Regions from separate parts of the Mus musculus genome. Here all the other regions are linked to region 2. A link is a loop called in an ENCODE intact Hi-C map of the cell type or tissue named here. Cell type or tissue: heart. All regions are shown on one strand.

The links. A loop is a pair of places that touch in the nucleus more often than their neighbours do. Peaks named below come from ENCODE experiments on the same cell type or tissue, not always from the same donor. Only the 100,000 strongest peaks of a DNase experiment are listed, where the experiment ranks them.
Region 1: it touches region 2 in a loop (4-fold over the local background); 7 of 42 quality-filtered maps call a loop at or near these places.
Region 3: it touches region 2 in a loop (2.7-fold over the local background); 11 of 42 quality-filtered maps call a loop at or near these places.
Region 4: it touches region 2 in a loop (7-fold over the local background); 24 of 42 quality-filtered maps call a loop at or near these places.

The regions. Positions count from the first base shown.
Region 1 is chr3:52,001,677-52,009,676 of GRCm38, reverse strand. The region is part of intron 1 of Maml3 (mastermind like transcriptional coactivator 3); the gene reads left to right. Among named protein-coding and RNA genes, the nearest start is that of Maml3, 99 kb to the left of the region's middle. In heart, CTCF peaks have their summits at 102 (motif pointing right) and 1,793; a DNase peak (open chromatin) is centred at 1,906; H3K4me3 peaks cover 1,196 bases; H3K27ac peaks cover 1,962 bases.
Region 2 is chr3:52,192,225-52,200,224 of GRCm38, reverse strand. No RefSeq gene overlaps it. Among named protein-coding and RNA genes, the nearest start is that of Gm30074, 16 kb to the right of the region's middle. In heart, CTCF peaks have their summits at 1,256 (motif pointing right) and 3,683 (motif pointing right); DNase peaks (open chromatin) are centred at 704, 1,254, 2,044, 3,894 and 1 weaker place; H3K4me3 peaks cover 2,769 bases; H3K27ac peaks cover 3,339 bases.
Region 3 is chr3:52,043,333-52,051,332 of GRCm38, reverse strand. The region is part of intron 1 of Maml3 (mastermind like transcriptional coactivator 3); the gene reads left to right. Among named protein-coding and RNA genes, the nearest start is that of Maml3, 58 kb to the left of the region's middle. In heart, no CTCF peak of the experiment used is centred here; DNase peaks (open chromatin) are centred at 2,992, 3,562, 4,262, 5,072 and 1 weaker place; H3K4me3 peaks cover 3,157 bases; H3K27ac peaks cover 4,321 bases.
Region 4 is chr3:52,100,335-52,108,334 of GRCm38, reverse strand. Maml3 (mastermind like transcriptional coactivator 3) reads left to right here and starts at 3,329. Exons shown (of 5, transcript NM_001004176.2): 1 at 3,329-4,656. The coding sequence starts at 4,192. In heart, CTCF peaks have their summits at 3,260 and 6,267; DNase peaks (open chromatin) are centred at 3,314, 4,454, 5,564, 6,284 and 2 weaker places; H3K4me3 peaks cover 4,590 bases; H3K27ac peaks cover 4,463 bases.

The sequences.
Region 1 (8,000 bases), 190 kb after region 2:
ACTGTTAACCTGGCGGGGGAGGGGTAGGAGAGGGCATGCAGCGGTGCCCCAGGAGTGGGGCAAATGGCTGCTTTGAAGAACCCAGCTAGAGAAGGATGTACAACTGTTCTTGAGCAGTAGGTGTCAGTATAGTCAGTGACTTCTTCAGCTCGGCACAGAAGGGGTTAACCGGGTCTGCTTTAGACAGTGCTGCCGGGTGTAGCCCATCTGTGCCCTCCACAGTACTGGTCTTTGTCTCAGGGCACCAGTTGACACCAGGGGAAGACCCATGTTGACTAACTACATTCCCCTCTAAGAAATAAAAGGAGGTACTTTGTCATCTGTGGTTTGGAGTCTAAGACCGGGTCTTGGATGTTGTGGGATGGATTGGGGTTTATTGGATATAGAAGTTAGGGGGTCTTTATAGAGCATGGTAGGGGGGTCTAGAACAGGGGGAAGGGGAGGTTATGTACTCTGAGGGGATATGAATGAGCTGGATGCTTTTCCTTATTATCACTGGCACAACGTCTGCTACAGGCAGGCAGGGAGACCTTCAGAGCTCATCCCAGCCTCCTCAAAATACCTCTTGAATCACAGAAGCAGCAAAGAGAAACCCAAAATCTCCCCCTACACACATACATACACACACCACATCACACACTACACACATACATACACACACCACATCACACACTACACACATACATACTCATACACACACCACACCACACCACACCACATCACACACTACACACATACATACACACACCACATCACACACTACACACATACATACTCATATACACACCACACCACACCACATCACACACTACACACATACATACACACACCACATCACACACTACACACATACATACTCATACACACACCACACCACACCACATCACACACTACACACATACATACACACACCACATCACACACTACACACATACATACTCATATACACACCACACCACACCACATCACACACTACACACATACATACACACACCACATCACACACTACACACATACATACTCATACACACACCACACCACACCACATCACACACTACACACATACATACATACACACACCACATCACACACTACACACATACATACTCATATACACACCACACCACACCACATCACACACTACACACATACATACTCATACACACACCACATCACACACACAGCCCAGGTCTTGTCTGTCTGTCTCTCTCTCTCTCTCACACACACACACACACACACAGCACAGCACACTTTACAGGATTGTCTTTCTCTTTTGCCATTTTCTACTCCAAAGGGCTAATTGTTGGCCACTATGATGGAATTTAGCACTTAGAAACAGCTACTGTGTTGATTAATTAAAAAAAAGAAAAGAAAAAGAAAAAAGAAAGAAAAAGAAAAGGAAGAAAGCCATGATTCCTACCTAGCCAATTGCCTTTTCAAGCACACCCAATTTTACTTGTCTTTTCTAGTAATACCCTAATGTGAGAATAAGACTGACTGAACTCACTGAGAGTTGTAGATTCACCCCTACCTCCCAGATAACCATCTTTCCATCCACCTCCCTTGCAGCACAGTAGAGTGTCCCTTAAAACAAAAACTATGTGTAGACCACCTAGGGTGATACAGACATGCTCATGGGACAGAGCTCGTGTCCGGTTTTTGCCTGGCTGGCTGTCTTTATCAGCCTGATGAAGCCTTGTTCTTGGGAGTACAATATGTTAAGCTAGATTGCTCTTTCTTCTCCCCTTCTGTCTCCCTTTTAAAGCATCGCACACTCCCTGGGCCAGGTGGCGTTGCTTCCTGCCTCCGCTGCTCGCTGCTCGCTGTTGCTAAGCGAGAGGCACCCGCTCGCACATGATGCTGAACCAATAGCGTCCTGACCCCCATTGGCTGGTAAAAGCCAAAGAAAGAGAATCCCACCGCGCCGCCTGTGACCGGTGGGTCCTCCTCCCCCTCCCACCTTTTCTCTTCCGACAGGAAGGGGCGGTGGCGGTGAGGGCGATGGGAGGAGGAAGGGGGAAGAAAGGATGGGGGAGGCGAATCCTACCACGTTCTGCCTTACTTGGGATAAATGCCATTTTTTTCTTCCTTTGTGAAGCAAAGGAACAGTGGCTTCCCCATGCAGATGCGCTTCTTCCCGTCCCGAAACTACCCCTGCTGTCAAAGCCCATAGTCGGAAAGAGCGGGTTGTTGACCTGCAGACCTGTGCTTTCTCTCTCTCTCTCTCTCTCTCTCTCTCTCTCTCTCTCTCTCTCTCTCTCTCTCTCTCTCTCTCTCTCTCTCTCTCGGAATAGGGCCAAGCAGTTAAGGTCCTCAGTTTTGGAGGCCCTGGGACCGTTCTGTCCTTTCTTCCTCCTCTTCACCCCTCTCCTTTCCTTTCTGTCTCACAATATCTTTTTTCCCAGAATGCAATTCATTGGAGTGTTAAAAATTAGCAGAGGGTGTTTTTACATCTTGTGAGGACACCGGCAGAACATTGGTGAGGGGGGGGGTGGTGGTGAAGGAAGCGGTATCCGTACAAAAGTCATTTTTAAAACTCCCCCATTAGGATTCTTAGTCCTTGGCAAATTCTAGTAAAGAACAAAATGGAAATGACAGGCGATCTTGACTGGCAAACTGCCAGTGTAGACAGCCAGTGGTAGGTTTGAGATTATATAGAGGAAATGACCTTTCTCCTATAATTACCTGGATATTTTGAGAAACATCGGACCCGAGTTACCTGGATAATTATAGCTTTGCAGATCTGACCTCGGGACAACACAGATTTCATGGAGAATGCTCTCTTTGGTGATGAAGGTGAGAGGCACCACTGCTTTTGCAGCCCAGGAACAAGACGCCCTCCTGTGTGCGCTGATAACTGCAAGTGTCCCCTGGCCTTTAGCAGACAGCATTAGGTTTCTTCTACCCTCTTCCTGGATTTGCCATTGGGGTGCACAGTCAAAAGGATGAAACCTGTTCCATTCCTCACTCGGGATCCCACAGAATAAAAGATCCTTCTCCCTCCCCATCTGCCTTTCCCAGCCTTTACACGGATTCTTGGTTTTTTTGTTTGAACCAGAGCTAAATGGCTTTTATAGGAGGAAGCACAGCTAAGGCTAGATTAAGCCGAAGGGATCACACGGGGAAATGTTTACAAAGGTTGAGGAACTCCAATGTTTCCCTTTTAGTCTGAAGAGCAAAGGTAGCCAGTGCTGCCTGCAGCCTTTGCAACATTTAGACAAGATTCGGAACCAGTCTTGATTCGGAACCAGTCTTGTTCTCCCTGCTTCTGGTTTCATCTGGGTTAAACCAGAGGCGTGCACACATTATGGTGTGTCGGGTTCATGCAATGCCTTTGTCATCTACTGGGTCTAAAGTAAAACTCCTAAAATGGGCTAAGAAGTAAAAAGGAGAAAGAGGAGGAGAAGGAGGAGGAAGGAAGGAAGGAAGGAAGGAAGGAAGGAAGGAAGGAAGGAAGGAAGGAAGGAAGGAAGGAAGACCAGAGAGTTCTGTACACTTGACTCTTCCTTCAGCAAGCTCAACTCAGCTTTGATATATTTACCCACCTCCCCCCTTATCCAGAGCAGAGTTGGGAGCCAGGCCCTGACTTCATTATTGAGATGCAGGCGCCATGCTCCAGCCAAGGGAACCTGCCAGGACCTGCTCTGCTTCTTCTCTTCTTCTCGTTGAGAATTCTCTCCTTTCAATCCTGGTTTCACACCCACCTCCTAACAACACAGCTGGCCAAAGGCAAATCCCTCTAAGTCCTTAGGTGTCCTGCCTCAGATTCACACATGTGACTCTAACAGCCCGTGTAGGTGCTGGGTGTGATGTGTCTTGAAGGACTCTTCTGCGTGCCTGATACGTGCTCTGCTTTGCCAGCTCTGCCCTCCTTCCACACTGACTCTTCCCATGTGGAAATCGTAGCCACAAAACACACCTCAGATTCCATTTCCTTGGTGAGCCATCTCTCTGTCTCTTCCACTGGGACCTCATCTTCCAGCCCCATGAAGTACTAAAGGCCACTTTTTTTTTCTTTTTCTTTTAGAACTCTCTGTCTTCTCTTCTGAGTTGAGCCTCTTATACTCTTGGCCCTACCAGCAGCAGCTTGATGTTGGCCTCTGTATAGAGACAGAGCCTGTCTCTAGATGCTATCCCAGAATCCCCTTTGGCATCCCTGAACTACCACTTCAGATAAGTGCATAATGACATGCAGTGAGCTTGCTGTTCAACCAGTTTCAGACTGACCCCAGGCACCTACCCCTGTCGGCCATTTGCTAGCTCTCAATTCCTCCTTTGTGGAAAATTAGAAAATATATCTCCTCCATTTTAAGTTGCTCAGGGCTGGAGTCTCCTGTCACATTTCCTCTTTAGTTTGTTTTCCCATTGCCATAACAAAATACTCAAGGCTAGATAATTCACTAAAAATAAAGTTTACAGGGGCTTGGCTCAAAAGCACTTGTTTTTTCAGAGGCCCTGGGTTTGGTCCCAGCACCCACAGAGTAGCTTATAACCATCAATGGCTACAGAGAATCCATCTCCTCCTTCTGATCTCCAAGGGCACCAGGCACATACACAGCACACATACATATACATGTGCTAAATACCCATACATGTGAAACAAGTCTAAATATTTCTTGTTGTTTAAAGTATATAGACCAGTGTGGTGTCATACATCTTTAATTCTAGTACTGGCAGAGGCAAGTGAATCTCTGTGAGTTCAAAGTCAGGCTATTCTACATAGTGTTTTCTAAGCCGGCTAAGTTATACAGTGTTTTTAATTCTGGAGGTTTTGAAGTATGACCAAATCTTCGAACTCTTCCTAGTGAGGGCTTGGGGAAAGGGTCATATCCCAAGACAAGAAGTTACAGGATACAGGCCTGTAATCCTGGCTACTTGGGAGACCAAGGAGTTATGATGGCAAGATTAAGGCTTGCTTGAGCTATTATAGAGTGACCCCAAGGTCAGCCTGGGCAACTTTGCAAGTCTCTTTTCCAAAAAGCAAGCAAACAGACAAAATCCAGAAAGCTTCAGGGTCAGGCTGGCTCTATGGCATCTCACTAGAACTAGAACTAGTCAGCGTCCCGGTGTCGGCCATTTCCAAGGGCAGTAACCCCAGTCGCCTAAACAACTCTCTCTGAGCCCCAGCTCTTAAAGGTTGCACGGTCTCTCCAGGCTGCTATAGTGAAACATGTTTCTAGTGCCCACACTTGCAGGGATTAGTACAAGCAGAGCCGCAGACGTCTCTCAGTGCTTAGAGAACTGCTCCCTCCCCAACTGGCAAGGAAGAAATACCTGTTGATTCATTGCATAATAAAGCCAGGAAACCTAAAATCTCCTCCATTGCCACACTTCAAACTATATGAATAGAGAAGAATGGAATTATCTGTGAATCTTTCAGACTCGCTCAGGAGATCACAGAGAAGCACAGTTCAATGTTGTTGAACTGTCCAGGCAGGAGAAGTGAGGACATATAGTAAGAAATAAAGTCTGGGTTTAAACAAACATTGTTCTCTTGTTTGTAGTTGCTGGGATTCGAGCTCATGGGGGAAATAAGGACTGTGCTTGTCATGGCCACCTGGGGACCTAGGGACCTGACCAATCCAGCCATTGTCTTACACTAGTAGTTGTAAGAAAAGAGAGAGCGTGTGGAGGGTCTAACCTGAGTAATGGAATGTTCTAGAAAGAACACCTGTTATTCTACTCATGATTCTTGTCGGCATGAGTCCCCATGATTCCATCTAACCACACAGGGTCCAGGAGGCGCAGCTCTATCCCAGGCCTGTAGTGGTCTGGAAGACAGCTGGAAATACACAGCGGAACCAGCAGCTGCCACATCATCTTCCAGCCTGTTAGAGGAAGCTTATGTTTAGTATTGAGTTTGGATGTGTGGAGATCAACAGGATTCCTCTGTGCATGTACCAACAGTTCTCAACCTGTTGGCTGTGACCCACCTTGAAGGTCGACCATCCCTTTCATAGGGGTCACCTAAGATGAACAGAAAACACAAATGTTTATCTTACAGTTCACGACAGTAGTAAAATTACAGTTATGAAGTAGCTGTACAGTTATGGTCCGGGGTCACCACCACATAAGGGTCTGAGTTAAAGGGTCACAGCGTTAGGAAAGTTGAGAAGCACTGGCATATATTATTCTTTCACTCCCTCACCAAATCAGATTGCTTTGTTTAACTGGAGAAAACTGGGTGGAGTAGGCTAAGAGGTTCTGCTTAAATTCAAGATAGAGGCCCTGCCCAGTGTTCACACCTCCTCTACTGCTCACTCCCGTGTTTCAGAGTCTCTCTGAGGGGTCACTTCTCCTCCGGGTCCCCAACCCACAAGGGCTGTGACTACAACCTAGTCAGAATCACAGGAAGTCTGTACAGGTTTTACGTGTGTTATATGACATAATCGTCACATTATTTTTCATCGTGAAAAAAACAGATGTAGCCTAAGTGTCCAATGATAAGGAGGTGTGTACGCTTTAAAATACTTAAGGAAATGGAAACATATTTGCAATATTCCAATCCCTGAGTTTAAGAAAAGAAGGTACCAGAACAGTGGGTGCAACATTCTATCTTTTAAAAACACAGGGAACTTGGGAGTAAGGTGGCTCCCACTTGGGGGTAGTGGGGCAGAGTGGAGGAGACTGGAGGAAGGGCTGACCACTGTGTACCACGCTGCAAGAGCAAGGGCAAGAAGTTTTAGAGGACTGTTCGCTGTATGGTGGCTTCATAGTGTCTATTGCAAAAAGTAGAAGCACTGGCTTTGCATTGTAAGTCCTGGAGGAGGCAAATGACTTAACTTGTTCTGATACATAACCATCTCAAAACATCTCCATACCCCATGGCTATGTTTAAGGTATCAGAGATAAACTGTAAAGCTGTGTCTAGATATGTTTAAGGTTGTGTTCAATGTACTGAAGATACACTGTAAAATACAATGTAAAATATGCACTTGAAGCTAGAAATAAAAATTCTAATGTCTGAGTGTAAAAACGATGTATCTTTTTATATCATATTATGTGTGTGGGTTTTGTCTTTTTCCTTTTGTGTGTATATGCCTTTCATGTGTGTGTAGGTACATATATGTGTGGAGGCCAAGAAGACAGTCTTCATCCTTAATTCCTTAATATCATTTGTCAGTATCATCTACTTTTTTTTTTTTGAACCAAAGTCTCTCATTGGACTGGAATTTACTAATTGAGCTAGGCTAGCTAGCAAGTCCCAAAGATCTTGCTTGTTTCTGCTTCCCCAGTGCTGGGATTACAAGATAGTACCCTACTTTGTCTTGCTTTTATGTATGCTCTCGGAATTCCACTCATGTCTTTGTGCTTATAGGGTAAGAAAACATTTTACCAACACAGCCATCTCTCTGGTCAACTTGCTTTCCCTACCCCACCCCCACCTGCTGCTACCAGTGTGTGTGTGTGTGTGTCTGTCTGTCTGTCTGTCTGTCTCTCTGTCGGTCTGTTAGGTAAGCAGGACAGGCTTCTGTCATAGCTAAAGTTGTGTATAAGTACCTCTAGTCCGTCTGTGTGTTAATTTAGGTTGCATGCATAATGTTATTTCAGGTTAGTGAGTTGCTGTAGGACATACCTACCTCTATAGTGGACTGAACCTGCTTCTGAGATAGACATTCAACAACTGCTCCAGTGGATTTGGAGGCTAGTTTGATGTCGGTTCACGCACATCTGGGCATGGGCATTTTACCATCCCTTGCCCTTTCGTCTGCTGAAGAGCTGTACAGATCTTGCTTGGCATTTTGACTTGGTATTTCCCAGCTGCTGCAAATCCGCCAAGCAGGGACTTGACATTGGCACTTTGAGGCCACTCCGTAGCAGGTTGGTTTGTAAAGAGATGCTAAATTTGCTGAGATAGTGAAAAGCTGGCATGTATTTATTTTGGGAAGAGACAGACTCTTGTGAAATAGGGGCCCATTCTGGAAGAACTTGTACCACTCATTCATCTCGCCTTGTGCACGGAGCTGTAATGCTACAGCTGTCACCCGTTTTCAATGAGC
Region 2 (8,000 bases):
TGAAAATCCTTTCCTGGCCTTCCAGAGGGACCTTGATCCAAGCAAAGTGAAAATAAATCTGCTAAGCTTCAGACATGCCCACTGTCCCCATCTCGGCAAAAAAGCATCTGTATTGACAAAAAGCAAAAAAATTTAACCTTGTTACTGGGCTAAGCACAATTTATGCAAGTGATGAAAAGAGGCCTATGAGATATCAGATAGAAGGATAAACTCTTTTCCCTTAGTGGCCATTAGAACACCGCCCGTTTGATAAAGCCACCTGTGGCTGCTAGGGTCTAGGCTGAAGGCGCTAATTTCCTGTCTGCCATACTCTGCGACTTGTAGATATTGAGAACAAAAAAATGTCATAAATGTGTGGAAGATGTCACTATTGTTTTGTATTCCCACTGGGTGGATCCCACGTTGTGAGAGTTTATAGGGGCAGAAGCCCACAGTTGAGTTTAGCTGGAAAATGACAGAACAGGAGCGAGTAGTGACATGCCCAGATCCTTAGATACCACTGAGCAAGCCCCAGTGTGGAATGCTCACAGGGTGGGTGATTTTAGGCAGAGGACACACCCAGTTGCCTAAGGTGCCGCAGCTGCCCGCAACTGCTTGATTGCCTGACTCTGGCGATTGCTTTCGGGGCGGGGTTAGAAGCAGACCTCCCGTCCACCTTTCAGTGGGGTCTGACGTCATGGTGAGTCATCTGCTCCACTACAAAGTCGGGAATCCGAGGGGGCAGTCAAGATGGTCTAAGGAGAAACAGCTGGGGCTCATTGGCCTGTCGCAGACAGGAAGTTAGCACCTCCAGTCTCTGCCCCAGGAGCCACAGTTGGCTTTATCAAACAGGAAGAGACAAGATTAGAATACGGTGGGGCTGAAAAATACAGTCTAGACTGATTGTCCCTGAAGAGTTGTCATCCACACGAGCTTCTGAAAGCCAATTCACAGGAAGGTATCCCAACCCAAGGTGCCAAGTGAGCCCACTGTGCAGGTGTCAGCCACACAGTTGCCATTGGGAAGTAGGAAAACACCAGCTCTGAGCTATGTGGAAGCATGAGTATTGGTCCTGGATGGATGTGACAACTACTGGGGACACTAAGGGTAGGTACCGTCCTTATCTGGCATCAGCCAAGGATGTGGAGATGCAGGATGTGATGTAGAGAGCTACCTCAGTTAGTCTTTGCTTTCAGCAAAATAAGTATCATGTCCCTGGACCTGCAGGTAGTCCACACAGAAGTGAAAGAATTGGGTCTAGTGCATCTGTGGGCAAGGTAAAGCACACCAGGTGGAGGCGCTATGGAGACAGACTCCAAGCTCGCACTTGTAAAGTACCAGGAATCAGAACTGCCTAGGGAAGACAGCCGGATACCAGCAGAACTGGACTTCCTGGTCATGACTGCTGGATCTGACCAAGAGAGTTCTTCGGTTGCTGAATTCCATATTTAAATTTAGCCTGCAAATGAAAAAAAAAAAGCAGCTTTTTACAACTCTAAATAAACTTTCTACTACTGAGAATGGTGATTGAAGCAAAAGTAAAAATAGCTGCTCACACCACGATTTGAGGAAATCTAAATCTGAAACGATCGTGTTTTTTTTTTTTTTTTCCTTATTTGCATGCTACCAAATAAGGACATCGGGGAAGCAATGAGTCACCAAGATTCTAGCATTTACCAGACTGCAACATGAGGGGAACGCATTCCCTAGGATGAGCTCTGTGATTGGCTTTCCCCTCATCCCCGATGTGGACCCTTATACACCTACCTGAAAAAATCGGTCCTGATTTCTTTTCCTAATTCTTATGGCAGTGTTTCAGTGAGTAATATTCATGCTTCAGACTGTCGAACCTGTGGAAATAATGTCCCACATCTGAGGAACAGCTCAACCCTTTCACAGATTTTTCCAACCTCTGTTATCTCGGTCGATCACACTCGATGTGCGCGGAATCTCCAAGGCAGAGCATGCGGCTGTCACCTAGGACATCACTGAACTGTGGATCTTTTTTGCAGAGACGGGTGACTCACCATCCAGGAGGGGGTGGAGGGAGGATGACACAAAGGAAAACGAGATTTAGAGATCTGAGCTCTCTGTTACCGTGTCACATGGTCCCTGCATAAACCAATGTTCTACAAGTGCGGAAGCCCAGCCGAAAGGTTCGGGCACGGCCTGCCCACCCAGTGTTTCCTTCTCCAGCTCTTAGAAGACAGTTTAAAGAGAGCTCCGGAATGTTCTGGTCTTTTGTTTGGAAATTTCGCCTGCTTGTTGACTAGTTGTCTGTGGACCGTGGGGTGGGTCTGTTTGCTTTAAACAGGCTGAACGATGTGTAAGGCATGCCGGCTGCTTTTGTGCCTGGCTTATTTGAAACTGTTTTAGTGTGACACTGGAGGACTTTAAAGGCAACTGTAGCTGTGGTGGGATGTTCTTGCAAGTTGGTACAAGAAAAAAATGTGTCTATTTCTTAGCACATGATCAGTGGTCTGCATCTCCCCTATAATTAATAATAAAAATAATAATAATATCACAGGGTCTTGCAAAGAAATTTGAATTACTGAAGTTTTTTTGGGGGGGAGCCACTTGCCCCCTTTATCAGAAGACTGCCAAACATAGTCCCAAAGATGGAAGACATTCCTTGTTCTTATATCACAGGAGTTCAAACCCTGTATCACAAGAGAAATGGTTTCTGGAGAGTTATGGAGAGCTACAGTCAGTTTTGCATATTATCATAACAAAAAATAACCAATAAAGATACTGCCCCCTTCATTGTATAAAGGAGAAATAAATGAAGGAATTGCCACTGAGCTAGGAAGCCTGTCCGTCCCACCCCCTCAGTTTTCACCCATCTTCCTGCAAGGAAGCTCAATGGCTGCCAGAAAGGAAGAGACCATGGCTGTGAACTGGTCAGGCCAGAGGTTGCTGGGCATCAAAACGGCAAGAGGCAGGTCACAAAGACCAGGATGGGCAAAGCAGATCTTGTCCTGCCTTTATCTCTAATTAGTTGTGTGGCTTTGGATAAGCATTTCACCTCTCTCATCTGTCAAATGACAGGCTGGGACTAAGTTCTCCAATGTCTCCAACAGCTCTGGTAGGATAGCGGTGTGTGTGTGTGTGTGTTGGATTAGATTATTTTATTAAGGATCCATATGAAGGCTGTGAAGAAAAGCTGACTGTTTCTGCAAGCTGCAAAAGAGCAGACTCTGGAGGAGCTATGAAATGATCCACAAGGAATCCCTGCGGTGGGTTGAAAAACTATAGAATTATGGAATTGTGTGTAACACACAATCTGAGTGAGGCTCTCTGAGGCCATACAAAATGGGACACGCTAAAGCAAAGAACCCAGGCTTTTGAAGCCAGCCTATGCCCCTACTCCAGTCTCTCCCCATGATAATGCAGCACCGTGTGCTCACAATTAAATGTCAGCCACGGAAAACATTTCCCTTGGCTTTGTTGTTCCAGGACCGGATTCTTTTGTCCTCCATATAATGGATATGCAGAAACAATGACAGAACAGAGATTTTTTTTCTTTTCTAAAGCGATGACAAACACAGTGCTCCTTCCTCCCTCCCTCCTTTCCTCCCTCCTTTCTCCTTGTCCCCACCCCCTAAAATAAATCATTGTTCAGGAAAAAAAAAAAAATCCCATTGTCTATTGTCCACGGAGATCAAGATCTGCCTAGGAACAGTTCAGGCAGACGCTGCAGTGTTCCTAGATGGCCGGTAGGTGGCGCACGAAGGCAGTGCTGGCGGAAGCGCGGCCGGTGGCAAGGACGGGGTTGTCGCCTCCCGCAGCCGCCGCCCCCCCCCCCGCCCCCGGCCGCCCCCCTCCTTGCGTGCTAATTGCTGGAACCTCCACTGGGACTTAGGTCCCGGAGAAAGAGAGCGGGAAGGAGGCGGGGAAGGGAAGTGGGGGCTCTGGCTCCAAACACACAAAGCCTCTAGGGCCTCGGCGGCCCTGGGCAGGGCGCCCTCCCTCTGGTCTCTGTCCCCGGGAAGAGCTGCTGCATCCTTGGCTCCCGCCATAGGAGAACCGCGACCCTAGTGTGGGAGTCCCACACACCTCTGACCCCAGCCTCCCACGGGGCTTGGAGACCTGCCTCTGAGCAGCAGGAGGCTCCCAAGTAGACATCTGTCCCCGGCATCCACGCGTGTCCACCCCCAGGAGGAGTCACTGAGGACCTTGTCCCCTCTTCGTCGCTGGCCTGTGCTGGCACCTGGAGTCTAGATGTCTTACCTAGCCTCCAGCCTCTGCAGGAGAACCTGGTGTGAAGGTGTATAGGCAGGTGGGAGCTTTGTGACCTTGAATTTATTAATACCGTCCCCCGACTCCCCACCCTGCTCCCCAACCCTTCACCTCACCAGCCTATCAGTCACAGGCTGTGATACTTAGCCTTCTGAGTCTTGATTATTTATTTTAAGATAGTGCTTCACTTGGGGGCGTGGGGGTTGCAGACAGCACAAACAACTGTCTACAATCCTTAGGACAGACCTGGCATCGCTAGCACCAAGTTAGAAGGGAAAGGGGCACAACTGGATGTGCAAGTAAATGGCCATCAAGATGTCTGAGCTCCCATCTTTGGCTTTGCCAAAGCTGTGAGAGACCTCCTTCCTCTATTTGGAATTTATCCTCTTGTGATTTATACCCAGTCTCTGTTGCGACTCTCTGAGACAGGAGTGTATACCATTAGCTTTGGAGTCAGGCTTGCCAAGTTGAAGTCCTGGCTCCCCCATTTAGTAGCTGGTTAAACTTCATGGTTAGAATTGGACTACCTTACAGACAACAATGGAAGTTCGCTGAGATATCCACGGACATACCGGAGGTGAATCGAGCAATTGCTGACAGCAGCTTCTCTCATTTGAGTCAGAAAGGTCATTTCCCTTCCAGGAAGAGAACAGTAGTCCTGCGAGGCCACATTTCCCCCACAGGATTCCCAGCTATCACCCCAAACACTTTTGTTTGTTTGTTTGTTCTTGTTTTTTTGTTTTTTGTTTTCCAAGACGGGGTTTTTCTGTGTAGCCCTGACTGTCCTGGAACTCACTTTGTAGACCAGGCTGGCCTCCAACTCAGATATCCTCCTGCCTCTGCCTCCGGAGTACTGGGATTAAAGGCGTGTACCACGACACCCTGTCACCCCAAACACTTAAGGAGGCTTCTTAACTCTTGCTGGCCACCAGATGACTAGAGCCATACTCTAGTAGAAAAGAGCTTTGTAGGAGTGGGACTGGATTTAAAACTGTATTCTAAGCGCTGGTCTGTGCCTGGCGATTGGTGACTGCTTATCCCCATCTAGACACTGCTACCCAAGCAGAGATTGAATAGCAGTGAAGGAGGCACCATGCCTTGTCCTTGTTAGGGTATACTGAGAGAGAAATACATCTGTCATGCTCCGACCTGCCCAAGTCGGTTTAAGGACCCAGAAGCCCTTGACCTTTCTCTAAAAGGCTACTCAAGTGTTTCCACCTGCATCTGGTTTGTAGAACTCTTGCGGGAGGTTCAGGCATTAGGCAGACCATTCCTGCAGTCAGTTGCCACAGTTGGTGGCAGAGCCAAGAGGTAGATATAGTAGCTTGTCTTTGAGATGAGCTAAAACTTGCCTCTCAGTACACACACCCTTGTGTATTTCCTTCCCACGTTAAGGAAGAGTGACCGGTGCAAAGAAGTGGACATTGCACAATGACAGTATGATCCCTAAGGCCAGCACATAGGAGACAGTGTATCTGCTATCTCGCTTTCAAGAGTCACTCAACTCTGGAGAAAACTAGGTACCGTGTCGTGAGAATGCCCAAGCAGTGCTATGGAGCCGAGAACCTAAGGCCTCCTGCCGCCAGCCAACAGCAACTTGCCAGCTACGTGTGAGCCCTTTGGAAGCAGATCCTCGAACTTTAGGTAAATCATCCTATCTGTAGTCCCAGCCAGGCTCTTACCCAGGGCGAGAGAACTTGGACCCAAATACATGCAGTTAGGCCATCCCTGAATTCCTGATGATTGAAAATTTGAAAATAATTAAGTAAATATACATATACAAATACGCTTAAGTGTTCTTGATGCAGCCTAGACAATTAGTATAACAACATTTTAAAAAGAGCCATGGTGTCTGTACTGCCACACTGATGGCTAAAGTCCTGTCGATGCCACATACATCTGAGACCTAAAACTCCCATTCTGATCCATCCTGAACATCATAACTCAGAGGGGATTAGGAGGTAGTCTCACCTTGCTGAATTAACTAACCATAGTCTAAACATTGGTTTTCGAAGATGCTGGAGGCAGGGCCTTCCCTCTCTGCCTCTGCACCACCTCCCCTACCTGACAGTCTGCCCTGGCACTTGGCCCAGGTGTAAATTGTCAGCAATGTCTCTGTCTTTGGTCTTATGGTGATGTGCTGGGTCCAGCCCAGGACAGAAGTGGGGCCTGGATCTGATCTTTGATCTTCCATCTACTCCTGAAAAGCCGGTGATAAGCAGTCTGAGATGAGTCCCTTCAGTGTGGCCGACAGAATCAACCTGTGTGTAGCTCAGGCATGGATGCTTATACTGAATAGCTAACTTTGCTTTGTCCTGGTCTTTTCTGGGACATGCACCCATACACGGAAGCATATCGCTGAGTCCTTGTCCACAGAAGAGTCACAGCCCCTCCTGTACACGGATAGTGTTTCTCACTGCAGTTCCCACCGAGGAATCATGTTTTGTTCACGCAGAGAAGGAAAATTACCAGGCGATGGATGGTTTGGGGCTAACAAACCCTACTTGAATTTCTACACTTTCATAAAATGCCAACCAAATAGTACAGTTAACTCATATTTTGTCACTAATCACACAGATGGTACCTTAACTAGAAGCTGGGGCTGGTACAGACCCTGATGCCCCCCAGATTCAGGGCTGGACTAGGATTGGCTCGCCTGGAAACTCTGCCTCTGAAAAACCACGCCGATCCCCTTAAATCCATGTCTTATTTTTGATATGACACAAAGTTGCAGCTTTTTAATTTTTTTTTCAGAAAGTTTTATTTCTGTTGTATTTTTAGGCCCCCAGAGTATTTTATTTACGGTGTACAAGTGACACAGAACACCCAGCTGCAGCAACTACTCTCTAACCACAAGCTCAAACGCAATACCTCAGTCTAGAATGTACAGTGGCCGGGGCTTCTGTTTTCCATGGATTTTTGTCAAGTCTGTTTATCTTCTTGTTAATGTGATGATAGAACACTCTCCGAAAGAGAGCAACCAACCCTTCCCTTAAAGAAAGCATCTAGATGAAAATGGAAAGTAAAGCTAGCCACAACCCACAAGGCCTTCTCTGGGGAGAATTCTTGAGGAAAAAGCAACTCACACTTCACAGGAGAATATGGTACTGTCATTTTTTTCCTCTTTATAGTGCCAGCATGTTCCTGAACAAAGGCCTCGGGGCATTATCAACTCCTCAGCTATTTTTTAGTGTGATTTCTATTTTCAGGACCCTGCTCCCTCCCTCTTTGTTCTTCCTGCATCTGGTCATTGGTGTCTTCTCCTTTAGTCCCATTTTAGTGGATGTGACCAGCCCCAACCTGGGGAGATCACCATGGTCAGATAGGCAGGATCATTTTTCCACACACAGCTAGAGGAAGCCTTCAAGGGCCTGCCTGCCCACTGCAGACAGACAAGCTGAGGGTACCGGAAGCCACAAGGATGAGGATCAGCAATTCTGAGCTTCTATCCAGACCCTGGATGTTGATTAAAGAGCAAGTAAACAGAAAACCAAAACCCACACCCCTAGCCCAGGACCTGATAGCACAGGACACAATTCCCAGCATGTGACCTAATCAGAATAGCCACATAGACCAAGCAGTGATGATGCTTGCCTTTAATCCCAGCACTCTGGAGGCAGAGGCAGGTGGGTCTCTATGAGTTTGATGCCAGCCTGGTCTACAGAGTAAGTTCCAGGATAGGCAGGGCTACACAGAGAAACACTACCTCAAAAAACAAAACAAAAAACAAACAAACAAAAAAACCTGAAAAACAAAACAAAACAAAACCAAAACAACAAAAC
Region 3 (8,000 bases), 150 kb after region 2:
TCCCATGTCCATACTTCAAGTCTACTTGGTTTTAGTGGCAGGTTTGCAGAAGCCTTGCTAGTTCCTGGGGATGGCATATGAAGGATGAAGAGAAGGGAGAGACCTTAGTTCCCTTTTCTGTTGTTGTTGCCTGCAGGCCTGTGCCTTGGATGAAACCAAGCACATAGTAGATGCTTAGTAGTAAATAGTACTGGTATAGTATAGTATAGTATGTGCAGTATAGTAGTGCACATAGTTCGTGCACTGACTGAATGATGGCTTAATGGCCACATGCCAAATTCTACTAACCATTTGACATCTGATCTCTCATTAAATCTTCCTAACAAGGAAACTCAGTTCTCCATTCAACAGAGCAAGAGATCTGTACAAGGCTATTGCTTGTATATAACACAGGATTCAAACTCAGATTTCTAGAGCGCTAAGTAAACCTTTGGCTTATCTGCAGATATTTTGAGTGCACCATAAATACTCTTCATCAAAATATTACCTCAGTACAAATTGACCCACTTTATATGTGCAAAATAGAATTTACCTCAGTTTTGAAAATAAGAGCTTTAAAAACTCTCAGGATCAAGCTCATAATAAATGCTTGTCTTAGGTTTCTGTTGCTGGGAAGAGCCACCAAGACCATGAAGCTCTTACAAAAAAACATTTAATTGGGCCTGACTTACAGTTCAGAGGTTTAGTCCATTTATCACCATGGTAGGAAGCATGGCAACATGCAGGCATGGGCTAGAGAGGTAGCTAAGAGTTCTATATGGGGATGAGCATCAGGGAAGAGAGAGTGCCACTAGGCATGGCTTGAGCCTCTGAAACCCCAAAGCCCAATCCCCAGTGACACACTTCCTCCAACAAGACCACACCCACCTTAAGGCCACACCTCCCAATCCTTTCAAACAGTGCAGTTCCCTCTGACTTCATGAAGGCCATTTCCATTCAAACTACCACAAAGTTAGTACATATAGAATTTACTTATATTTATTTTTACTTTGTTGTTGGGGCGGGGGGAGTGTGGAAGATTTGGAATTTTGTTACTTTAAATAAGTTATTTACCAGATCAATCTCTTAACACAGACCTGGTGACAAAAAGCCATAGCAGTCAGCAGCAGCCAGTTGGAGATACAACATTGAAAAGATTGTAGTCTTGTGCATTCCCCATCTTGTGAGATGTGTTTACTTCCATCTTGTCTGCAGGAGGAACAGTGAATGCCAGTACGCAGCCATGGAATGTCTGGTTTTGTCCCATCACTTTCCTATCTTCACCTTCCATATCAGTTAAAGGATTAACCTTTTTCTTTCTCTCTTCTGCTAGCCCTTCACTCTTTTCCTGTATTGTATTCTTTCTTGAAATATCATTCTTGGGAGTTTTCCCCTTCATGTACTCAACACCCTTCTCCTTCCTTTCATTCCAGTCCCCCCATCTTCGCTGAACAATTAAGTGATGTCCCCTGCGGTCCCCTTCCTTGTGTTTTTCTTGGTTGCCCAGGGGAAATGACAGCTATGTGACTGTCATGGAGTGAAGAAAGCTGGCTTTCACCCTCACCCTCATTGAAGCTGCTTCTGTACAACTGAGAGACCTGAGATAAAGGGATGGAAGGTTCAGGGAGAGAGAGATGGAGAGTGACAGGGACTGGGCTGTCCAGAACAAAGAAGGGCTGGGGTGTAGCACAGTTGATAAAGTGCAGACCAAGCATTTGCAAGGACCAGTCCTCAGCACTTCATAAAAACAGGCTTGCCTGCAGTTTCCAGGGCTTGTGAGGTACAGGCAGAAGTTTAAGGTTATCTTTGGCTATAAAGCAAGTTTCAGGTTAGCCTGGGCTACATGAGACTCTGTTTACCAACAGGAAATTATTTCCACCTGGAGCTGCCTGGAAATGCTTTCATCTCCTGCTCTCTCAGCAGCTTAACCATCATCTTAGGCCACTTGTGGCTTTCCTGGATGAAGAGGAGACCATGTTCCCTTTGGTAGCTTCTTCTTTCTCCATGCAGTAAAATAAAATGCATACCCAGATGTATTCCCATGAGCATCGAGTGGCTTTAGGCTGCACACTCCTGGTGGGCAAGGCCTGTAGCTTGCAGATGCGCCATTTCTACCTTGGATCAAGCTAAGTGGTGGTTCATTTCTCAGGTGTCTCTGGTTTCTACCAACTCGATAGACACGGGATGCTTTGGTGACTTTCTCATAAAGCTTCCTTGATATGAATGGTTCTCAAGCTACTCAAGACATCCCTTTCAAGCAGACAGTAGTGGGGATGCTCTGCCTCTCTCCTGTTATCTCAGCCATCACTGTGGGGAAAGTCTACCTGTCATGGCATGTGCTGCCGTCGTCACTCGGGTGTGAGATTCGAGAGCTCTGTTGTTCTAAATGTGAAATGCCTCTCTGTGTGCTGCCTCTGTATTCCTTTAACGTTTGCCTCTGTCCTCTTTTTACCCATGATTAATACTTCTCCCAAGTTCATGCTGGTCCCTTGGAGCACATTTCTACTCTGCCCTTCTGCTATTTTTGTTCTTGGGGAATGAGAACACAGGTTTGACATTGACTACTTTATATACTGTGGCAGGGTCTCTCAGTTGAACCTAGAGCTCATCGATTTGACCAGTCTAGCTAGTCATCTTGTTCCAGGTAATCCTGCATGCTGGGATTATAGGTGGGCCACCATGCCTCCCCCACCCCCAACATTTACCCAGGTGCTGGGGATCTAATCTTTAGTTCTCAAGCTTGCCCCACAAGTTCTTTATCCACTGAACCAATTCCTCTCTCCTTCAAAACGTAAAACAAGAAAAAGTATTCTGAAGGCAGACTGACTATACAACTCCACGAAGTCTCAATTGAAGAAGCTCCTGTGTGGCGTGCGCATGCGCGCGCGTGCACGCATACACACTTTCTGGAACGTACATTGTCTTCTCAGAAGCATGGCTGATTGAGGAGGATCCAAGCTGGATTCTGGTTAGTTCAGATTTTAAGATAAGTGAGCTGTCTTGCTGTGTGACTCATTCGGTGCTGTTTTAAGCAGTTCCACAGCCTCAGAGAATAAACGGATGCCTAATCATCTCCTGCTTCCTGTCATGGTTGACGTCATTGTCACCGTCATTGTCTTCATCATGTTAAGTACCCCAAAGCACAGAAGTTGCCAGACAAAATATGTTACATAGGTATCGTCTTTGGTGTCTGGACGTCTGCTCTCTTTAAATAGATAACTCCCAAATGGGTCTAATTGAGACTCAGATATTGACTGATTGCCCCGTGGTAAGAAACAGATGGCATTACCCAGTAATCTGAAAGTCCAAATCCAATATCCCAAATGCTGAGAGTCTCCTGTGTGTAACAGGTGTCCACGGTGTGTCACTAGGTTCTGAGGCTAGACTGTGAGAGTGGACACAATCCGGAGGAGCTCCGTGCAATGACAGAGATGTGTCTTAGAGTTCCAGGAGCCAGGAAGAGCATCACCGAGCCCAGCATGCAGTTGGGGAGCTCTTGAGCAAAGCCGTGGGTTTAGCTGGGTGAAGTGGTACGAGGAATAACGGAGACTGAGCAGGGCATGGGAGATCCCTAGTGCAGCAGGAGATTGATGCAGGCAGGACTAAGCTTGGCGATACTGGAAGGGAACAGCTTTCAGATGCCACGCGGAAGGCCTTGGAACAAGTGGGGCATTAGTGTTAGCTCTCTCCTGGTGTTGGGCAAGAGACACAGAGGAGGGCTCGGGGCTGAGCTAAGGGGCTGTGCCCTCATCTCAGGGTGCTGGGAGCTGGATTTGAGAAATGTGAGTGAAATAAAATGCAAAAAGCTTTTGCTTTTAGAGATGGGAGATGAGGAGGGAATAGGAGCCCAGCCTGAAGGATTGGTGGACCATCAGTCTCTTTAGAAAGGTCTCTTTAGAAAGAACTCATGGTTTCCAGTTTGGGGTGTGCAGGTCTGTGGGGAGGCACTGAGATCCAAGACAGGCTCTTGCTATCACCCTGGATAACCCACAGTGGCAGAGTCATTGATTTTTGCTCTGTCAAGACAGGGGGAGCAGGAAATGCGTGGAGTGTGAAGTGGGAGGAGCTAAAGCTCTTCCCATGATTAAACTGAATCTGACGGAACCACCGCAGAAGGATGAACCCAAGGTCCGTACACTGTGAGGTCCTTTGAGGAAGAGGCAGGATCACAGGCGGAGGCAACTCTGAGATCCTTGGGTGTCAGCAGCCAAGCTGAAGAAAGGCTGCCCCCGTGTCGCAGTAGGAAGGGATTCATGCTGCTGATTGGACGGCTCTGTGTTCTTGGCTATCGGTGGCAGGCTGCCAAAGCTCCTCTAAGCTGTCACTCACGGCCGGGAGGGCCGGACTTGTGGAGCTTGCCTCTCCAGAAAGTCTTTTTGGCCTTGAGACAAAAGAAAAAGAGCAGCTTATCGCACACTTCAGGATCCAGAGAGCCAGGAATTAATGAGCTAAGACACTGACCGAGGAAGTGGGAGAAAGCAAGGAAGGAGAGGTTCAAATGGTGGTTCTGCTTAGACGATAATGATGGTGATGACGATGATTATAAATCCTTGCAAACAGACATGAAAAGGAGGAGAAAGTTAGACTCTCGGGATCCTTAGGAGCTTCATTTGGGGCCACCATTATCTGAGGAGCCAGTCTCTGTGCTCAGTTGTCCCCAGTGACAGAAAAGAGAAAGAAATCTAAGAGTTCCAGATTTATAGATTTTCTTAATAATAAGGATGACGGTAGATGAGGGAAGGACAAATGGGAGTCTGTGGCCAGCGTGGGCAGGCTGCCTCCTTGTTTTATTTTACTGGTGATTTTCCTTTGCTTTGCACAGATCAGATTTCCCGCTCTGGTATTCAACAAGGAGCACATAGCCCGAGGATAGCAATTAGCTCTCTCTGAGCCCACTCTCCTTTGCACAGCTCTCGCTGACGTGTGCAATTACTAGCACCCCGGCAGCTCTTTTCAGATCTCGGCTGTGCACAGTGGGAAGTCAGGCCCACCATCCCAGAGTCCTCTGCCCAGACTCCTCCTCACCTGGTGCACAGGGACCTTGCCTGCAAATAGAACTGACGTGCCGGGACGTCATCGGGCCTGGCAGAGCTCATTGGCAGAGAAGTTCAGAGTTTTATTTTCAACCTAGAGACAGGCGGAGATAGATCCAGCTAGAACAGGTCTCTTCCGGCTTAGGCCCTCCTCCTGTGGTTGCTGGAGTTGTGGAGGATGGAATGTCAGAGGGAGCGTGCTTCTTATAGCCTCCTGGCTCACAGACTGAAGTTGGCTCCCTACCCCTCCGGCTGGTCCGTCGTCACAGTAGTCCTACGGTGTCCTGCGGGAGCTGCCTTCCCACAGCTTTCTTCTCTGCTTCTTTTCTTTCTCTACCTTGTGTGGTCAGGGTGTGTGTGTGTGTGTGTGTGTGTGTGTATGTGTGTATTCCTCAGGTAGATCCACTTCCAAATGAAGACCCCCCCCCCACCCCCAGCTAAGTTAATTCACTTCAGCTATAAAGTTGCCTGGGTAGACAGGAATGGCTTAAAACTTTAGGAATAAAAACTATAATACAGTGCAGGAAATGTTGCCTTTGTGTGGGAGGCAGAGAAAACCAAACCCTAAGAGGCTGAGATCCACTTCCATTCACCCTTCAAGGGAGGGCATCTTTGCCAAACCTGACTCTCCACAGGAGGATTCATAAATGGTGGTTGTTGTTGTTGTTTTCTTTTCTGGTTCATCTCATACCTGGCTGTGCCTTTAAGGAATGTTTTGGGGGGAGGACAGGGCACGCTTTGAGACCTCCTTCTTATGTATCCCAGACTGGCCTGTAACTCAGGATCCTCCAGCCTCAGTCAGCCTAGTGAGGGGATCGAGGTGGCACTGTGCCAAGCCTACATGTCTTCTTTTAAAAGGCAGAGACTTGCTACCGACCTAAAATCCAAGAGACCACAAAAGCAAGCTCTGGTGTGCCCACTCAGGGCTAGCTGAGGAGGCTCCCAAGTTCCCAGGGATTTTAGGGCGGAACTAGCAAAGGGTTAAGTGCCCCTCCCCCAACCCCCATCCCGCCACTACCTGACTCCACCCCCCCCCCCTCGTTGCTTGAAAGAGCAGTGTGGCCTAAAATGAGGGTTCTCTGCTTTGGCTTCTGTCTCTCTTGCTTGTCCTGACTTAGTAATCGTTCATTGTGACCGGCTTCTGTACATTACCTTGCCTCCTGTCCACAATCGCTCCACAGCTAAATTTCTGTTGCTTTTTAATTATCGCCATCATTATTTGGAACCGACGCGATGTTTTAAGCGAGATGTTTCGTCTTCTCGGTTGCCCCAGTGAAGAGGCCCGAAAAGGACCACAGCCCAGCCGGAGTGGGCCTCCCCTTCGAGGAAGCCCCTCGGCCACTCCCACCCTGGTGGGTTGTTTGTGTCTCACCCCATCAGCCACTAGGTCTTAGTAGGCTCCTGTCCCCCAAGGGGGTTTCTCTTGTGCTGTATTCCTGGGCCTGGCCTCTGATTCCACACATTGAAACGCAAATGACAGCAGTAATTGGCTGAGAGATAAACCTCAAGGAGCGTGTGAGCCGGGCTGCGGGGAGTTAAGTGGCTAAGTGACAATTACCGTGCCGCAGCCTTGGGATCAGCAGCAGCCGGGCCGTTCTCGTACAGGGTTTTAAAGGAGCAATATCACATTAATTGGAGGCAGGCTTCTGGGTTAACAGGCCTTACCCGGCCTCCCAGCTTATTTTATTCTACTTTAGGGATGAGAGTGAGTGGGTGGAGAAAGGCAAGTTTGCCTAGTCTCTCCTCCCAGCTCCAGGCTCCATTCCCCTCTTGCCCCCAGGAGAGTTTGAGAGATTTGTGTCCTTGACTCTGGTAGGCAGATCAGATCTTTGGTTTCATTTGGAGATATAAAAGCTGTAAAAGTTGCTTTGCAGTAGGAGGTGACTGTGATAACTGTCAGTCATAAGGGTTTGGTGACCACAAAGGACCTCGACTCAGCCAGACCTGCCATCTTTCCCACCAGGCAGGCAATTAACCCTCTGATTTTTTTTTTTCCTTTTTCTTCTTTTCTATTAAGTTTCTATTCCAAAACTGAGTTTCCCGGTCAGATATAGCAATAAGCAGCAGAGGCGACACCTCCCTGCGGCTTGTAGCCCTTTCCAGTCAGAGTGAGAGAAATCAATAAAACTATGAATTCTCTCTTGCTTACTCAGTAGAAACCCTTACTGCAGAGAAAGGCGGGGTCCTTGTAGGGAGAGGAATCCAGTCTAGAATGAGCTGGGCTAGGCCTTCCTGCTCTTCTCAGAAAGGCCACTAAACCCTATCCTGGCCATAACCAACCATCAAGATGATTGGTTTAGACTTGAGATAAGCAGACTACACGAGGCACTGAGAGCCCTTTCCCTCTAGGTACTTGCTGTCTACTGCATTAGAACTCTGCAGGGCCCAACACTTTTTTAAAAACCTCTGTCTGGTAGGCTTGCTGTTTTTGTTGTGTGTTTCCTTCAGCCCACACAGCACAGCATGGTCTCGCTCCCCTTTTACTAAGTATTCCCTCTGGGTTATAGCTATGAATTAGTTTGTCTTACTTTAGGAGAGAGCCGGCCATTTCCAGAATAGGAACTGGTTTGCTTCAGGCCATGCTTCCACTACCAGAGGTAGAAAACACCAGGAAAACACCAGCGTTAACTGGAGGAGAATCTGGTATCTAACTAATGGAAGTTCACATCTTAAACTGTCAGATGCTGGAAGGCATTTAGACAACTCTTTAGTTCCCAGCCAGCCTGTCTGGAGTAGAGAGAGTAGTCTGGTTAGGAGCTGTGCCTGGCAGGCAGACAGTCTTCTTGGAGGGTACCTAGTGTAGACTTCTCCAGGATGTCACCAGGTCATGGTAGGGAAGCTGGCTTGTCACTGTTAGAAGGGTTTCAGTCTATCCTCTGAAGGAAGGCTAAGTGAGATTTCATGGCTTATGTAGCAGTCACCATGGCCTCTCCAAGAAGATGAATACATTATTTAAAGAAAGGCGTGTCCAAGGCTGTGGGGATGGCT
Region 4 (8,000 bases), 92 kb after region 2:
GTGTGTGTAAGAGAGAGAGAGAGGAAGAGAGAGAGAGAGAGAGAGAGAGAGAGAGAGAGAGAGAGAGAGAGAGAGAGAGGTCTGTTCCTCTTTTGAATGTGGCCCACATTATGCCCTAAAATCAGGCCCCACTTGCTAAAGTCATGCAAGAACAGTTCTACTTGTCTTTGGGGAGCTCCTGGGTACAGTCCCAAAGTAAACTCCTCTACAAACTGGTCTCCCAAACAGAGGGATGCAAATTTCCATGTACTTTCAGTTTCCTCTTAAGATAGATGAGAAAATTAACTTATGGGAACTCATAATGCTGCAATTATTATTGTTGTTCTCTCAACATGGGAAATTCTCCATGAAAAAAAAAATTAAAGTCTGAGTTTCAAGAAGAAATAGAATGAATAGCCATGTCTCGAAGCCAGAGACCCTGCAGTTCAGTCCCTCCAACTTCCTGCCTGGGTAAATGAAGGTGCAGTCTTGACTTGGTTATGTAGGTGTGAGGATTAGAGCATGCTTGCTATCACAGCCTTCTCTCTGCAGGGAAGCTGTGGGTATAGACTTCCTTGTGAGACTGTCAGAAAGGCGACTTGCTCATCTCTTTTTAAACATACATACATACATACACACACACACATATCAATCAAATGGTTACTTCTGTATGTAACTTTCTTGGTTTAGTTTTCTTTTTAAAAGGATTTATTTCTTGCTATTTCGCCTGCATGTATGTGCGCTGCATGTGTGCCTGGCGACTGTGAGGCCAGAGGAGGCTGCCAGATCCTCGGGAGCTGGGATTCTAGGCTGTTGTAAACTACCATGCGGATCCTGGGAACCAAGGTACTCTGCTGGTGTTTTGAGCCAGCTCTTCTGCCCCTCAGATTAGTTTTCTGGCTGTCACTGAGGAGCACTAATGATTCGGGAGTTTGTACATCGATTAGATGGATTTCAAAAAAGGAAGGCAACTTTAACAAGAGACCCTCTCCTATTAGGTTTTCCCTCTTATAGCCTTTCACCAAGATAAATAATTTGTTCCCCCTTTTCAAAGCCAAATAATTCAGTGGGTATTAAAGATACAGCTCACCATATAGACCCAATTAAATGAAGAGAACTATAGCTACAGATATCTGATACTATGAGGTTAGAAACAGCATCGCTACTAAACAGTAAAGCCAAGAAATGAAGAGGCTTCTTCATGACTAATGCATAAGTGCTCCTTAAGCAGGAAGGTAAATTACTCAAAACAGCTTCAGGAAGTCCCTGAAACTGACCAGATTCACTAGGCTCCTCTCAGCCAGAGTAAATGATAGAAGCTAAGAGTTGCTCTCAGACTTGGGAAAGAAACTGTTAAAAAAAAAAAAAAAAAAAAAACCCAACTCACAAAAACAAAAACACTCAGACAAGCCAAGCTGCAAAGAAGACTGGGATCAGATCAGCTACTCAGAAGCTGCAGAAACCAGCCAAGCTACCTGGAAGAGGTTTAGGTCAACTGAGGCACCTCCAGGAAAGGACCCAGTCCAGCCTGTTGAGTTGCCTGTAGGCTGTGCAGTGTGCTCCGGGTTTCCAGCTCTTGTGAGCTGTCCCCAGGCTGTGGTGGGCTGTGGTGAGGCAGCTGTCTTTGAGTAATTTCTGCTCCAGTAAGGAACCCCTCACCCATATTCCTGTAAGTAACACCAATGAAACTCATTGGTTCTTTAAGTTGGACCTTTGATGGCATCTGTTCTCTGGTCTGTGGTGGGTTCTCTGTCTGGAATGAGTAGGTGTGTGTATCGCACCTCCCCGGGAAAAGTTTTGTCATACAAAAAACAAGGCCCAGCCTTCTTTTATTCCTGGGTACTTTAGAAAACAGGGCTGTGTTTTTACCCCCTCCCCCCCCCAAATCCATTCAAAAAGCCGTTTCATGAACACCCCACCATCGAGGTCTGTAGCCCAGGGACCCCAGAAGTGCTAGCAATTTCTGCCTTTTCATTTTTGCAGACGTCTCTGGGCAATGGTGTAAGACTGAGCCAAGGGTGTTTGAACTTTCTTGTCAGATGTTCTACTCAGTGTCTGGGTAGATAATGTGTGATAATAATTAACAAAACCTGAGATTACTTCTCTGCAGCTACTCCATTTCAATCGTGCTATTGTGAATGTGAATCCATTGAAATAAAAAAATATATCTAGTGGTAAGCTAAGCCTGCCCCCCACACACTTTTTGGCTTGTTTTTGTTTTGGTCACAACAAACTGTGAAATGCTGTGTTTTTTTTTTCTTTCTTTCTTTCTATAGTTCTAAAGCATGAAATCTGCAATCTTTCCACTTGATTTAGGCAGGACCCTTAATTGCTGCCGTCATTAGCACCTAGTGTTCAAAACAGTCTGTTTAAATGTACTGTTAGTCTCACCTCCAAGTCCCTGCTTGCTTGGTTTTATTTTTTTTCAAGGATAAATAAAACAATAATCGTCATAATAACCACAGTCGTTATGTACAGAGAAATAAATAATATCCCAAGGTTTTGTTTTGTTTTGACTGCTTAGTTCTGTTCATTGAGGAATGGGTACTTTGATGAAATTTCCAGGAGGTAAAGGTGACTGACTGCCCCAGATCTTGACAACCTTGGTTCAAACTCAAGTACCCACCTTAGAGGACTCCACAAAGCTGTCTTCTGACTTCTAAGCGTGCGTGGGGTGTGGCACTAGGCACTTCTTCCCAATAAACAAATAAACGTAAGGAAAAAAAATTATTTGAGTTAAAGAGGGTCCTAGAGTTTGAGCAAGAGTTCACTAGCAGGGTCTTCTCTGGGCCTTGAAAACAAGCCACTCGTTTGCCTATTTCATTTCACATGGGTGGGGATGACAGCTGCTGGGAAGCTGCACTGTTTCTGCCTGGTCATGCACATTTCTGCAATATAATGCATAAATGTATAACAACAACTTGGGCTCGCTGGATACCTCGCTGGGCAGAAGGAAACACAGCCAGCCTGGCGCGTCCCCGCGCACTCGCGCGCGCGCACACACACATACACGCGCGCCGCGCGCTCACTTACACACACACACACACACACACACACACACACACACACACACACACACACACACACACACGGGTCAAAAGGTGATCCACTCCTAAGATTCCCCCCAATCTTTGTTTTCCCCCCTCTTCCTGGCAGGTCGGGGCTTCCCAGCCTGGGGAGCAGCTGGATTGGGGAAGGGGAGGGGGTGGGGGGGCAAGGGAGGCGGGAGTCAGGTCGGTGCGCGCCGCGCCCGCTCCCGCCAGGGGAGAGTCCGGGCCGGGTTTTGCACCGGGTCCCCGGGCTTGTCTCACGGCCTCCAGCCGCCGCCGCTGCCGTGTTTACTGAGCTCGCGCGTCCTGATATCACTCCGCTGGCATGGAGGAGGAGGAGGAGGTGGAGGAGCGCGAGGAGGAGGAGGAGGCGGCGGCGGCGGCGAGCAGTTGATCATTGTGATGGTGGCGGAGGCGGCGGCGGCAGCGGCAGCCTGGCCGAGCATTAGTGGCTGCTCTCCGCGCGGCGTTTCGCAAAGGACTCCAGCGATCTACTTTTGCAGTCGCCTCGGACTGTCCATGTGTTTACTTGCCCAGCCCGAGGACTCGATGTCTAGGCTCCTGTGAAATGCAACTGAGCAGCCAAAGTACTTTGAGAACACGGGGCGGCATAAACACCAAAACTTTTTTGTGGAAGGAAAATGCAATAAGCAAGCTCGCCGTTTTCCGATGCGGCGTGGAGTGAGTGTGTGTCGCGCGTGTCCGCACTGGAGGCACACGCTCGTGTGTGTACATGGGGTGTGTTTTTCGGTACGTAGGGAGAAAATGCTTGCCAACCACCGGAAACCTCCTGGAATTTATTAGAAAATAATGGATTATTAAAAGGAGGCAGGCGAGGAGCGGATCTCCCCTTGAGTTGCAAGCCGATCTGCTGCCGGCTCAGTTTGTTGGGATTCTATTTGTTGATAGGTGTCTGATGGTATTCTGATAACACCCCCTTTTTTTCTCCCCTCGATCTTTACAGTTTTTTTAAGGAAAAAAAACACCCCAAAATCTCTTCCCCCTTTTTTCACCCCGTGGGGATCGCTGTTTTTTCATCCATGTGCTTGCGTCTCCCCCGCGTTCCACTTAAACTATTTTAATCCTTGGACCCAAGGAGAAGGCTGATAGGGGGTGGATTAAAAAAAAAAGTTCTTCCAAAATAGTGTGCCCCGGGAGCAGGATGGGGGATTTCGCAGCCCCCGCTGCCGCCGCGAATGGTAGTAGTATCTGCATCAACAGCAGCCTGAGCAGCAGCCTCGGCGGGGCCGGGATCGGCGTGAATACTCCCAATAGCACTCCGGTTGCTCCGAGTGGCAATCACCCCGCTGCCGGCGGCTGCGGCGGCTCCGGGGGCCCCGGCGGCAGCTCGGCGGCCGTCCCCAAGCACAGCACGGTAGTCGAGCGGCTCCGCCAGCGCATCGAGGGCTGCCGGCGGCACCACGTCAACTGCGAGAACAGGTATCAGCAGGCTCAGGTGGAGCAGCTGGAGCTGGAGCGCCGGGACACCGTGAGCCTCTATCAGAGGACCCTGGAGCAGAGAGCCAAGAAATCGGGCGCCGGCAGCGGCAAGCAGCAGCACCCGAGTAAAACCCAGCAAGATGCGGAGGCTGCCTCAGCCGAGCAGAGGAACCATACGCTGATCATGGTGAGGGCTCACTGGGGTGCGCGTTGGGGTCGGGGGCGTGGAGTTCCTGGCTTGGGGGCTGTGAGGGTCTGATTTGCACCGAGGGATGAGGTGGGATGGAGACGAAGGGTTAACGTCAACTTTTCTCAGGGTAAACGCTTTCGCCGCCGCCGCTACCTGTTAATCTGTCAGGGTTGTCAGATTTGGGGAGGAAGGGATGAGAGGGAGAGAAGCCAGTCACGACTCCAAGGGGAGGAGGGAGCTTTAGTGCCAGAGTGAGGTGCAGGAAAAGTTTCCCCCTCCTTGTCTTAGAAATCGATGCGAACCAGAGTGAACCCAGGAGTAGAAACCACGCTGCTCCTCTCCGCGCCCCGCCTTCACCTTTCTCTGTACCACCGCGCCTCCCCAGATAGGTCCCCTTTCGCCCACCCCTCTCATCACATCCGCCGGGTGCAGGGAGAAATTGATGCTGTCGCACATTCTGAGTGGGCGCCAGGCCCTGAACCCTTAGGAGGGGAAGGAAGAGTCCCTGACTTCCTCTCCTTTGGGCTTGGGAAAGTCTGAGAGTTTTGTGAATGAACTTTGAAGTGGGTGAGAAGCGAGTGAGGGTGGCTGCGCGCGCGTACTCGTGGGGGCGCGCGCGGATGCCGGGCGCGCGAGCGCTGCGCTCGTCGCTCTAGACCCGCGGCTGTGGCAGGGCAGGTGGGGCAGCTGCGAGGGGGTCGAGAAGGAGGCGGGGGCGCAGGGGAGCCAGAGCTGTGCTCTGACCCTGCCTTAAGGCTTAGGCTTGCTCCCTATCCTCTTCTCCAACTTGCCCCCACCTCGCACTTCACCAACTTTCCGGCGACGGGTAACGAGCCCGGAGGAGTGGAGGAAAGCAGGGAGGAGAAAGGCTTAAATGGCCGGGTGGGTGGGTTCGCGGGAGGATGCGCAGCCAATGGCTTAAGTGCTAGGAGGAGGAAGGGGCCGATCCCACCCCTAACCCCGAGGGTGGAATCCTTTCTCTTATCTCCTCTCTAGGGTTCTCTAGCTTTCTTCTCTGGGAGAGGAGGAGGGGGGAGGCCGGAAGCTTGGGAAAGGTGTGTGCACTCCCTCCCCCACCGTGTCGCTAGGTTCGGGGCCCCGGTAATAGCTTTCTCCACGGAGCGCGCTCGCTCTCCCCACCGTGCCTTCACCGGCTGCACGGAACCCGGTGCCGGCCGCCCTCTCCCGAGTGCTTTCTGTTGCGACGCGCACGTTCCGGATCTCGGAGCGCCAGGGGTGGTGCCAGTGTCGCCGGGCGCTCGGGAGGGCGGGCGGTGACAAAGAGCCGGTGTGGGGGAGGGGAAGGCCTCAGAGCTGGCTCGCTCCCGCCCCCCACCCCGCACGTGAAGAGGAACAATTTGTTTATCTTGGGCTTCAAGAATCCTTCCCTCCTCTCTGCTCTCCTTGGCCCCTCCTCCCTGCCCTCCCTCTTCAGTGCGCTCCCGCCCAGTCCCGCCGGCAGCGCCCTCCTCCTCCCCTCTCTCCCTCGCGTGCTTCCCTCTCCACCCCCCACCCCCCCCCCCCGGGCCCTCCTTCCCCTCCCTTTTGGAACGCGGCCGTGGGGGAGGGAGCGGGAGGCGCTTTGTCCGCCTGGCGGCCCTGCGCAGTCCCCGGGACCGCCCAGTGCCTCCGGCCCTGCCCCCTCCGCCGCCCCAGGCCACCAGCGCGGTGGGAGGAAGAACCCGGGTCCCAGAGTCTTCTAGGGAGCTTCTGTCTTAAAAAACAGGAAGCTCTAAACCACGCACACACTGGCTTTTTCCTGATTGTACCCTGAGCTGGGACGAGATCGGGGTCTTGACTGTAGCTGGGGGACCTAGGTGTCATCTGTGTCTCTCGCAGTCCCCTAGTCCCCCTCCCTGCCCTCACTCTCAGTCATGGGAGATAGCGAACCTGAGGCTGTAGTAGAATAAGCCAGGCATCAAGGATTCCATTCTTGCCCGCCCCTCAACCCCCTTTAATGTTCACACACCTTCTGTTCCCAATTGCATCAAAATGGACTTTTTGCGTGAGATCCAAAATTCCCGTCTTCTGATACAGTTTACGACCTTTGGGGATGGATGCTGGGGGCGGGGTACTGAACGACTGTGGAACAAAAGCCACTATCTTTTTTTAGAGACCTGGTTCGAAGGCAAAAGGAGTAGAGTCAGGAGCCAAAAAGTTTTTTCTCTGGGCTCTGTACTCCCTTAACCACCTTTAGGTTGTGGAAGGAAGACAGGGGTGGGGGGCGCCTCTGTGCTAAGACACCCGCAGGTACAGCCAGCCTGTATTCTGAGAATTCCTAGGAGGGAGCTCGCCCAAGACAGTGGTTAACTTCAAAATGAAAATATAATGCTTATTTGAATAGATGAAGACAACAGCTATAAATTTCTCAATGAATTCTACTTCGGCAAGTTAATAACAAACTTGAAAAACGATTGCCTGAAAATCAATTTTTTTCTACCAGTTTTCAATAATTTAGCTTATTGACTTATAGAAATACCAAACCCGTGTGCAAAACAGTATATTCTAGCTTCTGCCGAATCACAGGCACCTCACAGATGCCAGTGTGAAGAATGTGTGACGCGTGGGATGAAAATAAACCGTTTCAATCCTAAGCAAAGACGTGTGTGTAGAGTCTGTGTACAGAGACAGAAATTAACATAGCCATCCTTTATGGGTTACATTTTCCTGGAAAATAATTAGTTTCAGAATTCACATCCGCCTCTGGGATGGAAGACTACTTTAAGCTTATCCTATGTATGAGATTAAAAAAAAAAAACTTCAAGATGGGTTACTAAGAAAATGTTCCTCTTCATTTTCTTGAATTGACTGCTGGATTATAGTGGTACTCTGTTGGGGCACAAAGCAATTAAATTTAGTTCTCAGATTGGACTCACTATTTGGAAAGCCCTAAAGAAAAACGGTGATCAGCCACAGCCAAACAACAGTGATGATAAAAATAAAATCGAAAAGGATTCTTTTCTGTTTTATTGCTATTGTTCACCTTCTTAGGACCAATATGTCCAAAGTACTAAATATCGATTGGCTCCTTCTGCCTGGCTTGGGTTAAGAGGACAATCTAATGAGGGCGTTGCTTCTTTGGCTTTGCTTTTCTGTCTTACACATTTACAAGCATAGGCATGAAAGACAGACAACACAAACTAGCAAGCCAAAAGCAACGGGAGGTGGGGAGCAAGTAGTCTTGCCCAGTCCCTGTTTTAGGTCATCGTGGGTTCTCTGTAGGCTGCTGCATACATAGAGCAGGCCACACTCCCAGATTTGAGTGTATATTCAAGTGACAGGTCCTTTCTACACAGGTAGAAATCCAACATTGGTCATCACCATTTTATATTTACAGAAGG